Linked DNA regions of Homo sapiens: region 2 is linked to region 1. A link is a loop called in an ENCODE intact Hi-C map of the cell type or tissue named here. Cell type or tissue: PC-9. All regions are shown on one strand. Links, peaks and the distances in the headings refer to the core of each region. The heading gives the core; the rest is flanking DNA.

The links. Hi-C counts contacts between places; a loop is a spot of excess contacts. Peaks named below come from ENCODE experiments on the same cell type or tissue, not always from the same donor. Only the 100,000 strongest peaks of a DNase experiment are listed, where the experiment ranks them.
Region 2: a loop joins it to region 1, with 2.9 times the contacts of the local background. A loop is called at or near these places in 3 of 110 quality-filtered maps.

What each region holds. Positions count from the first base shown.
Region 1 is chr15:59,171,105-59,179,437 of GRCh38, reverse strand. MYO1E (myosin IE) reads left to right here. Exons shown (of 28, transcript NM_004998.4): 19 at 901-1,045; 20 at 5,198-5,312; 21 at 5,523-5,692; 22 at 7,396-7,541. It overlaps MIR2116 (microRNA 2116), which reads left to right and starts at 8,176; the gene lies at 8,176-8,255. In PC-9, for the core only: CTCF peaks have their summits at 4,369 and 6,717; no DNase peak of the experiment used is centred there; H3K27ac peaks cover 3,638 bases.
Region 2 is chr15:59,272,567-59,280,899 of GRCh38, reverse strand. All of the region lies in intron 1 of MYO1E (myosin IE), which reads left to right. Among named protein-coding and RNA genes, the nearest start is that of LDHAL6B, 70 kb to the right of the region's middle. In PC-9, for the core only: no CTCF peak of the experiment used is centred there; DNase peaks (open chromatin) are centred at 4,139, 6,183 and 6,559; H3K4me3 peaks cover 510 bases; H3K27ac peaks cover 7,835 bases.

The DNA.
Region 1 (8,333 bases), core at 85-8,084:
TGTACAGCAGGAGCCACACAGATGTGGCATCCGGTCTCCTGGAGCTCTCACCTTCATCTGGGAGGCATAAATTAACCAAATAAACACCACCGTGAATATAACTACCAATTAGAGTACATGCTCTGAAGGAAAAATAGTACTTGCTATGAGAGAAACTAACAAGAGAGCAGTTTTTGATTTTTGGTCCAAGAAGGCCTGTCTGGGAGTGTCACTGAAGGTGAGACACCCAAGCGGGAGCCAGCCGAGTGATGAGTTTGGGGAGCAGCACACCAGTAGAGGGGAGAGCAGGGGCAGAGGCGCCGAGGAAGGAAAGGGCATGGTGGGCATGAAGAAGAGGCCATTCTCGAAGAAATGCAGCAAGCCAAAGTGAGAATGAAGAGGCGAGGCTGGAGAACAGCCAACGACCAGATCCCAAGGGCCTCGTGACCCAGATGCACAGAATTTCAAAGGTGAAAGTTGATACACAGTTGTCATAATAGCTGTTTAGCAGGAGCTTTATAAAACTCTTTGCATTAAGTGTTAAATGCCCTGAAGAAGTCAGGGGAGATGATTATTGAGACAAGACCGTTTGATTTTTGCCTAAAGACCACCCCTGGTGGCCTTCCACAATGCTATTTTCAGACAGTGGTAGAAAGAGTACGCAGGTTTTCACCAGGGTGTTGACGTGGGAATGCTGGGAAAGGGAAAGAAGCAGGAGGCAGCTCGGGAACGAGCATCCCAGACTCGGGATTTTTGCAGTCATCGCAGTCCACGCCTGAGCCTTCGAACGCTGGTAAACAGATGATCAGTAACTTTGCAGCACTGGGCACCTTCAGAGCAGAGCTCTTGCTGCCTTGCCCGGGTAGAAAACCAGTGCGGTCCCGCCCAAGTGTGATTCTCTTCTCCCCAATGTCCCCACAGGTATGCCATTCTGACCAAAGCCACCTGGCCTTCTTGGCAGGGAGAGGAGAAGCAAGGCGTCCTGCACCTGCTGCAGTCGGTCAACATGGACAGCGACCAGTTCCAGCTGGGGAGGAGTAAAGTGTTCATCAAAGCCCCCGAGTCTGTGAGTGCTTGGCTGGCTCTCCACTCTCTTCCCTCCCGCGGGGCCCCCGCCAGCCCTGCTCCACCCCTCAGCTGGCTTCTTTTTCTCATTCTTCGCTTCATGCCATCAATGTTGTCTCCTCAAAGAAGCCTTCCCTCCCTTCCTGGTCTAAGTGGGTCCTTCCCTAAACACCTGCTCTCCATAGCCCATCACTGCCCGGTTCATTTCCTGCAGAGCACTAAGCAGGTAGAAAAAGGGGCATCAGAGAGTGGCTCCTTCCTCGCTGACTGTCTCGCTCCTCTCTAGCTGCTACACTCCTGGAGGGCAGGGACTCTTTGTTCCATATGTGTTTATATACCCAAAGCCTCACACAGAAAATGCTCAATAGTTACTTAATCTCTAAGAGTGTCTAAGCTAAAGAGGGACTTCAGTGTCCCACCCATGGTTAGTTGACACCAAGTCAGTTACGCATAGTCTCAGGATTCCTCCTGGAAGGTGCAGCAGAGTGCCGGGTGGGAATTCCCAGGATTGTACCTAGAAGGCTGTGGGGGAGCCTAGAAAGGACTGTGAGGGGGAAAATAGGTGGGAGGAGAAATCTCTGGTTTATAGAACACAGTACTTACCAGTAAGGCATTCATAATACACATTTACAATTCACAAACAGTCTGCTACAGCTTCATTTAGAGACACTTCTTTCTTTCCTGATGAGAGTGTGGTCAGTGAGCCCCATGAATGTCCACAGGAAGTTCTGTTCAGTTCTTCTGCCCAGTTTGCTCCAGGGCTGCGGAATAAAGACATTCATTCCTTTTTAAGCTGGAGAAACTGCTGGAACCGAGGCTCAGCATCATCGTTTCTCAAGGCTCCCTTAACCATCACAAGACCTATTTCAAGAGTCAGTGATGAACTTGGCAGAAATCAGTCATCAGACCAAGGGGAAATCATATGGGAACTCACAGTAAAAAGGGAAGCATTTGACTTCAGGCAGATCCCAGTCTTGCCATTAGTTTTCTTCTCCTCTAAGGTGGGCCCCATAGCCACTGTTTCTGCCTGCCTCGTAGGATCAGCCTGAGACTCAGGAATGATAATGGCTATAACTGAATGGCTTTGTGAGACATCAAGATTATTAAATAAGCGGCACACAGAGATGGAACCCATTTATGACACGTTTGTGGTAGCATTTTTCTACTTTGAGTTATTTGTAGCTTCACAAGAATTTTCATTTCCAAATATAAAGTGAAAATGTTGTGTCATTCGCCATTAAGCAACCCACAGAACAGTTCCTGTTCTTTCTAAAATGGGATGGAGTGATTTATCGGTACAATGCAGAACTCCTTGTTTCATACCCGCTGTTACTTTTCAACTTGTGAGGTTTTCATATATAATTAAAACAGCCTCAATATTTGTAATACTTTTTTTTCTGCTTCAGTTGCGTTGGAGGGGGTTATATTCAAAATCAAGATTTATTTTTGGCTGTCCTTTTCCTTGCCTTACATTCAATTGTGTTATTACCATTATTTGACTCTCCTTTCCCCCATCTTTGACACATGCACTCACACACGCACACCATCACCTCCGCTCTCTCCCCTGCCCCAAACGCATACATCCCCATCTAGCCCTGACATGCAAATACTTTCACAAAAGTTGACTCTTAAAATCTGGCTGGGCACAGTGGCTCATGCCTCTAATCTCAATACTTTGGGAGGCTGAGTTGGGAAGATGACTTGAGGCCAGGAGTTCAAGACTGGGCAAGTCAGTTAGACCTCTTCTCTACAAAAAAATTTAAAATTAGCTGGGTGTGGTGGTACACGCCTGCTGTCCTAGCTACTCAGGAGGCTGAGGTTGGAGGATCACTTGAGCCCAGGAGTTCAAGGTTACAGTGAGCTATGATTGTACCACTGCAGTCCAGCCTGGGCAACAGATCAAGAAAGACCCTTTCTCTAAAAAAAAGAAAAAAAAAAAAAAAAGGAAAAAGAAAACCTACCATGTGGTTTCACCTTAATAGTAAATGTTCTGAATATACAAAATTACCTATTTGCTTTAAGAACCCACATCATAACCGCGCGCAGTGGCTCACGCCTGTAATCCCAGCACTTTGGGGGGCTGAGGCCGGCAGATCACGAGGTCAGGAGATCAAGACCATCCTGGCTAACACGGCGAAACCCCATCTCTACTAAAAATACAAAAAAAATTAGCCGGGCATGGTGGCGGGCGCCTGTAGTCCCAGCTACTCAGGTGGCTGAGGCAGGAGAATGGCGTGAACCCAGGAGGCAGAGCTTGCAGTGGGCCGAGATCGCGCCACTGCACTCCAGCCTGGGTGACAGAGCAAGACTCTGCCTCGGAAAACAACAACAACAACAACAAAACCCACATCAGACACCATAGGGTTTGTTTTTGTTTTGTTAAATGTATCCATGTCTTTTGGCTTTTCTCATTTAAGGTTGTTTTGTGTGTTTTCCTGTTGTTGTTTTTTGGTTTGGTTTGGTTTTTATTCTCTCCTTATCTGTGTTATCAAGGTTTTTTCTTGAACCTCCCTAATTTCTAACCCCCTGGGCTTTTAAAAAGAAATCTAAAATCCAGCGAATCTTTGAGATAGTCTCTAGGAAGTTGGGAATCGTTTGCCTGTTCATCCTTTCTCTGAGTCACAAGTGTATTTTCTGTGATACGCCCAAAATAGTTCTGGGAAAGAAGAAGGAAACAAGACTTACTCAGAAACCCAATACACAAGATAAGAAATATCAATGGATATTCTTACAACAGGCAACTGCAGGGCTCAGATTTTAAACATTCTGTCCAGTTGCTAATCTGTGCATTCCACTTGGGGTTTAGAAATCTGTCCTTATGCCTATTGTTTACAGCACTGAAGCCAGGGGAATTACGTGGTCCCTCCCCTGGTGTTTGGAGTTTGAGTTGTTGTTTCTGCACAGATGGATCTGTGAGGAGAGAAGTTGAGTGGCAGGAGAGGATAGGTCTGTCTCCCAAGCATGCACCCGGATAAACAGAGACAACAAATCAAGCCCAGCTGCCTTCAAACCACATTGGCTTGTTTACTTCTGGAACATTTTTGCAATGACTGTTCATCATCTTTACTTTGGATTTTTATTGGTTGATTTTATTTTTTTCCTAGAGAGTCATGTAAGCCACTCTCAAGGTAAATGAGAAGGTTTCCTACTATTTTACAAGTGGATCAAGTGCAGATTTACAGAGAAAGCTTTGCGTGTCTAAATGAGGAGGAGCCTGGCAGAGCCTGAAAGACCTAGGTTCACTTTCTAGCCCCACCCAGTCTTAGTTCCAATGTTCTCATCTGTAAAATAGAGATGACAGAGTATGCGGCTCATGTAGCTGTGGAGGCGTTGAATGAAACTGTGTGGAAATCATCTAGGGTGACTTCTGCCCCATAGTGGGCACTCGGCTCACTACAGCTGTTTGCTGTCACCTTTATCATTCCAAGGCCTGGTTGAGGCGCAGCTGTCAGCATTCATTGGTAAAATGGCCGGACTCTCAAGACCTGCTAGAGGCTGATGTGGTCCCTAAACAGCCCCAGCCTTTCTGGGCAAATGCAAGTCCTCATTAACACACCTCACGTCCAGCTCCAGTCACTGTGGTTATTATCCTCTGCTCCGCTGGTCCTTGGTGAATCCTGAGATTGGTGAATCCTGAGACAGGAAGTCTATATTTTCTTGGAACTGAAAGTAGGGCAGCCCTCCTTCCACAGCAGCACAAGCCCAGCTCCTGCAGAAACTGGAAAATTCTGTTTAGAGGCTGCATGCAGAAGTGCCGCGCCAAACAACAGCAACAGCCTCCACCCACTCACTTGATCTGACTTCCTAATAATACACTCTTTGGATCAAGGTGGGGAATAAGTGGAGAAGCATTGAATCGCTCATTCGATTCTCACAGAGACTGTAGCAAGGCAGGACAAGGTCTAACTGAATACACTCAGATTCTCCTATTTCCCATTGTTTTCCATTAAAAGAAAAAAAGGTATAGGTCATTTTATAGTGAGAATAAACAACATGCCACAGTAAGCGTTTCACATATTCGTTCATGAATCAGAGAAGCTGCTTCCCGTGTGTGTCATTGTCTAAACTGAGGGTCCCTGGAATAACAAGAAAAGTGTTGTTCAGGGATTGGGGCTTGGGGCTTGGCTCACATTTGTCTTCTCTCCATTCACAGCTATTTCTTTTAGAAGAGATGAGAGAGAGAAAGTATGATGGGTATGCTCGAGTGATACAGAAATCATGGAGGAAATTCGTGGCCCGGAAGAAATACGTTCAAATGAGAGAAGAAGGTATTTTAGCAATTTTGTTTCATTGATTTTAATAAATCTGAAGAGTAAATTGGAGCTTAAGTGAAGTTTTAAGTTCCATTTTATTTTGCATATAATGTCACGCTAAAAATATTGCATCATTTAGAGTTTCTTTGTATATTTCCACAGTATTTTCCTCCCTTTTCTGACTGACTTATCCTTCTTCCATCTTGACCCTCTTGGGAATTGTAGCCTCAGACCTCTTATTGAACAAGAAGGAGAGAAGGAGAAACAGTATTAACAGGAACTTTATAGGGGATTATATTGGGATGGAAGAGCACCCAGAACTCCAGCAGTTCGTGGGCAAGAGGGAGAAGATTGATTTCGCAGACACAGTCACCAAGTATGACAGGAGGTTCAAGGTACGTGCTAACTGCCTGCCTCTGAGATCACCAAACAGATTCCTTATTTTTTTAATAACTTGTTATTTTGCTTTTGTTGTTACCAAATCAGAATGTGTTCGTTGTAGAAAAATTTAGAGAAAATACAGTAAACCAAAAGATAAACAGGCACCTATGCCCAGAAACATTCACTGTTAACATTCTGTGTATATCCATATCTTTCAGAATGTTTTTATGAAAACATACATTTGCGTATTTAGTTTTACAAAAAATGAGATATACATTACATGCTGTTTTATGTCCTGAAGTGGTTTTTTGTTTGTCTTTTAAATAATGCGAGAATTTTCGATAGTAATACAGTTAGCAATATAAGTTATTTTACATGGCTGCATAGTATTCCATTTGACAGATGCTTTATTATTTTTAACCAGTTTCTCATGAATCAATTTTTAGTGAGTTTTTCTTTTTTACTATCGTAACTTCAGTGAGCATCTTTTCACACATCTTTGTGTATCTATCTGTCTCCTAATATTTTTAGAAGAAATTGATAGGAGTGAAATCGTTGAATCAAAGGATTCAGAGTATCAAGTAATATTGCAGAGTATCCTCATCCATTTTCCCAGAGTGGCTGATAAGTAAGGCTTTTCCAGCCACAGGAGGAACAGTTGATTTTTCACCTCCTCCTTTAGATACCTTTTGATAAAGTCTTGGTCCTAATAGAAAAATCTGAAGCTTCAGAAGCTCATGGACCCGTTAAGAGCTTTTGGCTTTTTGCCAGGGGCGGGGAGGTCAAGAAAAAAATTTAACGAAATAAACAACGGAAGCATGTTTTGCTAAAACCAAACCATTCCTTGCAACCTGTGCATGGCACCAGCTGCTGTGACGGCAGCCCTGGATGCACACAGGGGTGCTTAGCTCTCGCAGCGGTACTCATTATAAAGTGGTTACCCACAAATTCCCAAGTAGATTTCTATTAGATTATTGAGAATTATCATTCAAATGACAATATATCAGTATTTTAGAATGAAAATTTTATGAACTCCCAAGAAAATATATGCAGACACTGCCCCCTGTTTAGAAACATGCTGTAGTGCATCCTTGCTAAGTTCACCACAGGTGTTGGTGACTTTCCCTTTACACCTGCTGTCCTGATATGTGAAGTGACTCCATATGAGTTTGCCAGTTTTTAAGTCAAAAAGAGTCAAATGTCATCATTTTTTACATGTCATCCTAATAATCATGAACAATGCCCTCTTTCACTGTCATGGGGCCCGGTCATGTGATGAATGGAATGGCCTCTCAACAGTAGTGAAGATTGACTGTCCAAGGCAGCTTCCCCCTGTCCTGGTAACAGCAGTCCACTGTGTGAATTGTTGTCATCACATTGACCATGTCTGTCCACCTTTTTTTGAGACGGAGTCTTGCTCTGTCACCCAGGCTGGAGTGCAATGGCGCAATCTCGGCTCACTGCAACCTCCACCTCCCAGGTTAAAGCGATTCTCCTGCCTCAGCCTCCCAAGTAGCTGGGATTGCAGGCGCCCACCACCACACCCAGCTAATTTTTGTATTTTCAGTAGAGACGGGGTTTCACCATGTTGGTCAGGCTGGTCTCGAACTCCTGACCTCAGGTGATTCACCCGCCTCGGCCTCCGAAAGTACTGGGATTACAGGTGTGAGCCACCATGCCTGGCCTGTCCAGCTTCTTAAAGCTCCTCTCCTTACAGGGTGTAAAGCGAGACCTGCTCCTTACCCCAAAGTGCTTGTACTTAATCGGACGAGAAAAAGTCAAACAGGGCCCAGACAAGGGCCTGGTGAAAGAAGTCCTGAAGCGGAAAATCGAGATAGAACGGATCTTGTCTGTGTCCCTCAGGTGAGTAGTGGAGGTGCAGAGGCAGGACTGCCCCTTCTCGCCTCAGCATCACGGTCCGCTGTTCCAAACAGCCAGGAGGAAGGCCGGGCTGGGCTTCCCAGCTGTCAAAATCATGATCAAGAGAATGGAATTTCCCTTTGTCCCAAAGGGAAGACTCCCTAGTCTCAGCAAGTCTTGATATGTCAGGAAGAAGGTACCAAGAAAAGGTTGCCTCCGGACAGCTCCTCTAATCAAGGGGGACCCAGATCTCTTGTAACCGAAACGTGTTAGAAATGAACCCGGTATATGGAACACCTCAGAGAATAATTTCTCTTGTTGCAGTAGAGCCAAGGATTCAGAGCCCTGTCCCCCAGTCCACCTCACCCAGGTTGGAGGCCTCACCCATTTCCCTGAGCAGAGGGTCCTGAAAGGGAAGTTTCTTTGGGACTTCCTTAGGGAGTGCAAGTTGGTCTCCATTCTCTGTAGCCCTGGAGTCATCGTGAGATGCTCTCTTCGCTCCAATTCTCAGGCAGTGGGGAGTGGTGTTTGCTTCCACAAGGCCTCAGGAAGGGCCCTTGCTCCTCCCGGCAGCACCTTGGCTTCCTCTCGGCAGAAGGGCTCCTCTGCCGGCCGTCAGCATCTCCTCCGTCAGTGGGACCTAGGCTAGGGGTTCTTAGCATAGGAGGTCTTCCCATGCTAAGAAGTCCTCCCATGCCAAGAACTCCCAGACTAGGAGTCCTCCCATGCTAAGTCCTCCCGAAGTCCTCCCATGGTAAGAACTCCTAGACTAAGTTCCGCTGACACAGGAAATCC
Region 2 (8,333 bases), core at 162-8,161, 100 kb before region 1:
ACACAGTTCCTGACGTGAGATTAGTATTTGGTACAATGCTTCCAGAGTAATCAAAATTTTTATAATATTTTTTCATCTGTGATGATATTAAACAGTGATATTTGAAGAGTACCTGGCCCTTAGTAAATGTCATGCGCCAGAATATATCACACCTAAGATGCTACTGGTTATAAAAGGAGCATCATTATTTTATTTACAGTATTGAAAAATAAAAAAAAACTGCCAGTTAAGCTATAACACATCATTGATTATAAGACATCCTTTTTTTTTTTTTTTTGAGATGGACTTTCGCTCTTGTTGCCCAGGCTGGAGTGCAATGGCGCGATCTCAGCTCACTGCAACCTCTGCCTCCCAGGTTTAAGCAATTCTCCTGACTCAGCCTCTGGAGTAGCTGGGATTACAGGAGTGCACCACCACGAGGCTAATTTTGTATTTTTAGCAGGGACGGGGTTTCACAATGTTGACCAGGCTGGTCTTGAACTCCTGACCTCAAGTGATCTGCCCACCTTGGCTTCCCAAAGTGCTGGGATTACAGGCATGAGCTGCTGCGTCCAGTTGATTATAAGACATCCTAATTTCAAAATGTGAAAATGTGAAAAAGAATGCATCTTAGAGTTGATGGAATACATTAACTGTTCATTTACAACATCTTATCTTTGAACTGTTCATTGATATAGAAAATGATCCTTTTGAGATTGACATTTCAGGCAGAGAAAGTAAAAGAAAGCTGTCGTGTCTCTTCTTTCTGGGAGCCTATTGTTAAAAAAAGTTTGCTATATCTGCAAGCTGGAATAAACAAAAAGAATTGGAGACTGAGTTGACATGAAATAATAAAAAATATGGAAAACAGTGTCAGACATTTATATATTTCATTCTGCTTAGCAAGACTTTCACATCCATTATCTTATTTGATCTAACTTTTTTCACAATGAAAACAGCTCTGTGTGTGTATATTTTATATATACATACTCAGAAAAATAAAACAGTGCAGAAAGTACACTGAGATAAACAACCACAACATTTTAACAACTGTATTTTTGTACAGAGATAGTGCATATAAATACTATCATACGTTCAATCAAAACAAAATTGGGGCTCCTTACCATCCCTTGTTATTTTCAACAAACCTTTTTTTCCCTCCCCCTTCTAACCCACTCAGCCAATGTTGCTGGCTTGGTGTGCACCTTCCATGCACTGGATCATGTCATCATGTAAAACCAGCTCTACCCCTAAAAGGATTGGGGGTGGTTTGATGGTCAGTCTTATTTGATCTTCCCAGTGGCCCAGGGGGGAGTGTAGTGTTATGAACCCCTTTTTGCTGAGGAGGGGACAGGCTCCAAGAGGTTGACTGATTTGTGTGACACCCTATGGCTAAGTGGCACAGGGTCTTGGCTGGGAGGGCTAGTCTTTGAGAGTTGTCCTTGGCTTTTTTGAGATCAAGTTGGTCACAGATGCAACCTAGCAGCCTGAGACAGTCCCAGTTTATGTGCCTTCCTCCAGCTTTATCATTAACAACACTCTCTTCTGCATCAAAAGTGTCCCGGGCTGAATGATACATTATATGTTTGCTCTAGTGGTGGAACACTTCTCCACCGGGGGCCAGCTCTTCTAGGAAGGTTGATTCCAGGCACCACTGACTAAGAGATCACTGGACCCACAGTAGACCTGGAGCCTGTGTCTACACTTGGACTTAACGATGATATTGGAAGTGAGCTTTGGTATCGCAGAAAGAGCAGAGAAAAGGAAGTCAGAAATCCCTGTGTCAGGTCTCAGGGATGAAAGGAGACCACGTGTATGTGAAAATGCTACACAAATAATGAATCTGTGGTATGGTCACATATATTTAAATGGATGAAACTTTATGAATAAGCACATACTCCATATTCATTGAGTATTCCCTTCCCCGAGCCTCACGTGCCACCCCCTCAGTGCACTTTTCCACCCACTCCAAGCAGAGGCAACATGGTACATTATGACCCCAAGCTTCAGTTTCTCCATTTGTAAAATAGTGCAGAAATTATAATACTTGTGTCTTGCAAGTGTTGTGAGAATTAAATGAGATAATTATGTAAAAAGCATTGGCACGTATTTCTGGTTTCAGTAAATGTTCCAATTATCTAGGAGTGTAAGGGGTTGAGAGTGGGTTGTTGGCTACTGACTACCCTGTCCCCCATGCACTGTTTCAGGAACACTTTTTCCTCATATTGTACTCTGTGCACTGAAGTCCAGCACACACATACTTGCTTCAGAGACACATCTTCCCATCACCAAAATATTAGGGGTTTAAATTTCATAAAGTTGAAATAAAGTGCAAGCCCAATGCTGGTTTGTAGACCAGTTTGCAAGCCCAGTGCCTTGTATGTAGCAGACAGACAAATATTTTTGGTTGATTTTTCATCATTTGCAGTGGAAGTAAATGTTTCAGTCCAGTAAAATGGCAGAAATGTAAAAGGTGGAATTCCAGAATGTCTTAAAATTAAAATAGGTAGTCCCTTTCCTGTTATTACTCACGGAGACAGAAAAATCCCATTACAAAACAAGCTCAGTTTGACTGCAGGCCAGAGTGTTACCCATTGTCCATTGTTCACCGTAAGAATATGGTTTATCTGCTTCTCAGGGTGATCTACTTATAACACTGGGGGCATTCTAGTCCCAGGTTTTCTGAAATCAAATCTGCTGTCCTGTTGTGCTCATGGGCCAACTAAATGGCTCAGACATGATACTATCTTACTGTCCACACAGCGTCTTCCAATCACCTTTCAAACCTGGACTTAGCATAGAATCCAGTCTTAGGACAGTCCTGGCTTTTGACTTTGAGAGCCTGGTCAGTGCCCAACAGCAACCCAGAAAATGCTCAATTATATTGATGTTTCTATTTATTTTAAGATTTTACTAACACATGCATATGATTAAAAAATGTAAACTGTACAGAAAGGTCTAAAATGGAAAATAAAGGTTACATTTCTCCTAAAACTCCAGGTCTTCTCCCCAAAAGTACCAACAAAACAATTATAGCAAACATGCCGTTTTAAAAAAATTACACAAATTCAGTAATTCCATATGTATTCCACATATTGACTACTCTTTCAATGAAACAGTATCTTCAAGCTCTTTCCATATCAGGACATGCAAGTTCCTTTAATGACTGCAAAGTACTCCTTTGCAGAGCATTCTGTATTCTAATCAGTCCCTTAATGATGCTTCTGTTTCCCTATTACAAACTTTGCTACAGTGAACAACCTTGCACATGTATCTTTTGCAGGTGTATCTTGAGGTAGTTTCCTAAAAAATACAGTTGCTGGCTCAAAGAGGATGAGGCTTTGATGTTTTTTTTTTTTTTTTTTTTTTTTTGTGGGGGGATGGAGTCTTGCTCTGTTGCCAGGCTGGAGTGCAGTGGCCCGATCTCAGCTCACTGCAACCTCCGCCTCCTGGGTTCAAGCAATTCTCCTGCCTCAGCCTCCCGAGTAGCCGGGACTACAAGCTCATGCCACCATGCCCAGCTAAATTTTGTATTTTTAGTAGAAACAGGGTTTCACTATGTTGGCTGGGATGGTCTTGATCTCTTGAGCTTGTGATCCGCCCACCTTGGCCTCCCAAAGTTCTGGAATTACAGGTATGAGCCACCGCGCCTGGCCCAGACTTTGATTTTTATTTAGTTAACTATGTTTATATATTGGTCTGTGTGTCTAAAATTTCAATACCGATTTCTAAATTGCTACCTAAAAATACTGTGCAGTTTACTCTTTGTAGAAGTTTGTAAGAGTATTGATGGTCACCTCCTCCCCACTGCCCTGTACGGGGTGGGGGACCTTGTTGTATTTACACAACACACTTAATTGTCTCCCTTTTCTGGGCATTTGAAGGCATTTGAAGATAGTGGTTACCAAGTATATGGGTAACTCCTCCTTTCTCCCAGATGCATCAAAGAACAGTGCTCCCTGGGACACTAATGAAGTGTTTGCAGAACCGCTGCCGCGTGGGGCCAGGCCTACCCTGGGGCTGTCTCCTGGGCAATGAAGGTGGACTTTCAGGAGAGAATAATCCTTCCTGTGTATGCTGACTCACCTTTGCTCTTCCTGGTCCCCACCCTGGTAAACAGACACCAGTCAGTGAGGTTCCACCTTTGAAAAAATCAGTCAGGGAATCACCCATCTGAGGTTCCCAGCCTCAAGGCCGAGTTCTTCCTGTGTGTGAGGGACTCTGGTGTTTGGGTTCCACCTCTTAAATGTTAGCAACAAACCAGGCTATTATGTGGATAGGGGCGTACCCTACTTTCCAGAACTTGCACATGAATCAACTGCTTTTTAATAAACTACGTCATCCTTAGAAACGGAATGTGGATCTGAGAGTGTCTGCACTCAATCTCTATCTAATGGAAATTTCTCCGTCATAATTTGTAGGAAGTGTCAGGGATAAGAGTAACTTTTCATTATTGTTATTATTACGTTCATGTCGTAGCTGGCACGCCCGCCACTGCCCTCCTCCCTTTGTACAGTGTGCTGCGCTCACCAGGAGCTGCTGTAAAATGCAATACCTTGCTGAGTATCCACCTGTTTAAAATGGTACCATTTTTAGTGGGGGGAGCAAAAGGGAATTACTCAAAAATGAAGCTCGCCTGAGAGTCATGAAGTAGTAGCCCAATAAACAATGCCTTTGCCCTCTGAAGAGAATGGCTGCCCTCACACTGATGAGGAACCATCTCTGCTGCCCCTCTCCCAGCACACATGGCAGCCAAACCTGCCCCTGCCTCTCAGCAGGGGTAGAGGAAGAAATGAGGGGCAAAACGGGTGCGAAGGGTTAGTTGCCCCAGAGCCCTATTGCATATTCTCACAATTCTAGGGCGGTAGTTTGTGTCTTAGAACAACTTTCAGCCTCTGCTCCCTAGAGCGTAGGATAGTGCGTGGTAACAATGCCCCACCACACCGCCCATGTAACTCCTGGCATTCAGCGGCTGTGTGCAGAGGCTGTGTGCCTCTGGACAAGTCACACTAGTAGCAAATTCTGTTGTCCCCTACCCAGCAACAGAAAATGGTTTTTGTTTCACTGTGGGGAACTTTTCAGCTTCCCTGGCTGGGCTGAGGGTCTGCACATCCATGTTTGGTTTCCAGCTTTGCTGATAACCATATCACCCTCTGCTAAAGCTTCCCAGCTTTCATTGATCCACCTTGTCCTTGACGATCTGGGCAGGTCAGGTTCTCCCAAAGGCTCTGAGTTGCTCCCACCTCCAGGTTCTTTACTCTCTCCCTTTGCCTCATCTGGGTGGGTTTTTAGGGGAGTGGGGAGAATAAATGCATAGTGAGGAGTGGTCACTAAAGACAGAAGTTACCATTAGAAAACCTTGGGCAGTTTACAGTTTTTTCAGCAGTAAAATAGAGATAGTAATACATAGTATGGGGGGATGGTTGTGAAGGTTGAATGAGTTCACATATGTAACTATAATTGCCTGGCAGAGGGAGGGAGAGACAGGGAAGGGAGACAGGGAGGGAGGGCGGAAGAGAGAGAGGGAGAGGGAGAGAGAGATACAGAAACTGATATGTGACCTATTGGATATAAAAAACGTATCAAATCAAAAATAACTTTGGTGTTTTAGTCTCTAATGCTAAGAGGAGGTGGTCATGAATAAAAATTGTATGTCTTTTTAATGATACATTTGGTTTTGGAGACAGTCTGTCATTCCATTGTCATGTTAAACTTAACGGGTAGAAATATCCAATAAGTCAGTCATTCATGTATGAGACTGTGAAGAAACCACGTTTGGATGCGTCCATAGTCATCGAATCTTCGGTTCACATCTTGGCTTTTGCTACTTACTAGTCGGGAGATCTCAGTTTCCTCCTATATGGCATGGGAATGTTAACCCCTCTCTCCTAGGATTGCTTGCAGTAGTAAGTAGAACACCCTCCACAAATCAAATAACTAATTCCTTTGCATATTGTAACCACTGTCACCTTGTTATATAGACAGCAGACTGGAAAATGAGTCCTCTTTGAGCATTAGAGACTGGGGCTAGGAATCTTCAGTATCGAGTGATACTTGGAACTATGAGAATCAATGAACTCTACCGTGAGTGCTTTTCTGCTAGGAAATAACTACCATGAGAAAAAGGAGGAAACAGCCTCTGAGGTGGGGCAGTCAGGAATGTGTCTCTGTGCAGTGAGACAGAGAAAGACCAATGGGTTTGATACTGAGACAAACTTGGGTTACGCTAGGAAGGCAGTTTCTTCGGATCAATACAAACATACGCACCATGACACAGAGCTTCTCTGTTTCTTGTCCTTTATAGAAGTTGAATAAGTACTTATTAACAGCCCTTGTGTTTTATTCAACTCTGCTTCCATTTTTAGATGTCTATGGGGGTTAAAAACCAACCAACCAATCTGCAGGTTGGTTACTCTGGGACCCTAGTTTTCTGTGCAGAGTAACCGTGGGTGCCCAGAAAGCTGGAAAAGGTGGGGAGGTGAGGAGAGGAGGAATCACTGGGAATTATCTGGCTGGAAGTAGACCATGGGCATTCAATGGAAATCTAGTGAGTCATGCTGTGGCCAGTGCTTTTTTCTCTTTCTGCTTTGCCACAAGAGGAAGAAGGAGTGGTGAGGTCTGAGGTAATTTTGTAGAATTGATGCTGTATGTGGTTCTGAGAATGCCAGATATAGAGAGTTTCCTTCTGCAAGACAGCATGGGTGGCAGGCCTTCCAGAATCCCTTTCCAGAGCAGGAGCCCATGACACTGTACACTTTTCCTGTGGTAGCTCCTTCTTGGCTGATTTTAAAAGATGGCTTTTCCCAGAGCTTCTTAGAACTTGCTCTTAGCAAAGGATCTGTGTTTCCCATCGAAAAAAAAGTAAACCATTTAATAAATTTTTAAAATAAAATTTGGAATGGCTTCCATCTTGTTTCTTGTCATCTTCTCCTCTCAAAAAGCCTCCTTTTCCCTTTTTTCATCCTAGTTTTGATGTCTGAGCAGTTGGCCTTTCTAGATACCCTTATTTAGAATTTTTCTCTTCTTCATTCGAAGTCCCCCGAGCAGTGAGCAGGGAGGGGGCAGGGGCGAGTCTCACCCAGTGCAGTGCCCACTGCACTTACCCACTGGCGACACTCCCAGTAGAATGCAAGCATTTGAAGGTAAGGGAGGATCTTCCAATATTGTCATGTAATATTTGCCATTACTTCATATTTATTAGCTTTTTTGCTGATAAGTGTAGATTATAATGAATGTCCTTCCTCCTCTGGTCTCCTCCGGCATAGATTATAATGAATGTCCTTCCTCCTCTGGTCTCCTCCGGCAAATTCTAAATATCTTAGACCTACTTCAAATGGCTCCTTTTCTGGGAAGTCATTTCTTCTGCCTCTCCCAGGACAAAGTGGCCTAACCTCCACTCCTGGAACACCCATTTTGTGTGTGTTTATGTTGACTGTTATTGACGCATGAATCACTTTATTCCATCATTATCTAGGTGTCCTTCAAGGGACTTTGAACTGCCCAAGTGCTCAGCTCCCCAAGTGCTCATGAGTCACTTTGTTCCATCATTATCTAGGTGTCTTCATAGGACTTTAAGCTCCCCAAGTGTGCCATAAGAACTTGTCACGTAGCTGAACACATGGGGGACCCCACTACAGAAATGCCAAATGAAAGGAAGCCCTGCAGCCCACAGAGTGTTCAGAGGCCGCCCCTGGTGTGAAGCTGAAAAATCCCAGACGTAGATGAGGGCCACAGCTTCATCTACCCAAGGGGGCCATGCGGGGATGAGGCCTTCCCCTCCTGGGCATGTTCCGTGATCTCGTTTCGTCTGTCCTGTCCACATCCTCGTTATTGGAGCAGTGATCAGTCATAAAAATGTAGCCTATCTTTTGAATATGGAAAGCCAGTATTACACGTATGACAGTGATAAGTTTATGAAGGGAAAGTAATTTAGATGACTTGAGAAATTATGACCGTGTGACATAGCCTTTGTGTGATACATATTCTTTCCATTTCTGGATTCTGTCATGTAGTTTGCAAAACAAGACTAGAAAGTTTCTATGTCGTTGCTTATTTTCACCGACAAATTCAACACAACAGTATGGTTGAAGGATAGTCTCATCCGAGACTGTCAACCGTGTGTTGTGCTGTATTCCTGACACTGTTTAGCACTTCACACATATTATTTTATTTAATCCTTACAGCAGCGTTGTGAAATGGGTCTGTCTCCCATTTTACAAATGAGAAAAGAGAAGTCACTTTGTGTCACTTCAGGGACACATGAGCTTAGGTAGCTTTTCCCCACTTAACTTAGTCTGTAGGTAGCAAAGCTGGAACTTGAATCCTCATCTTATTGATTGCAGAATCTTTCTCTG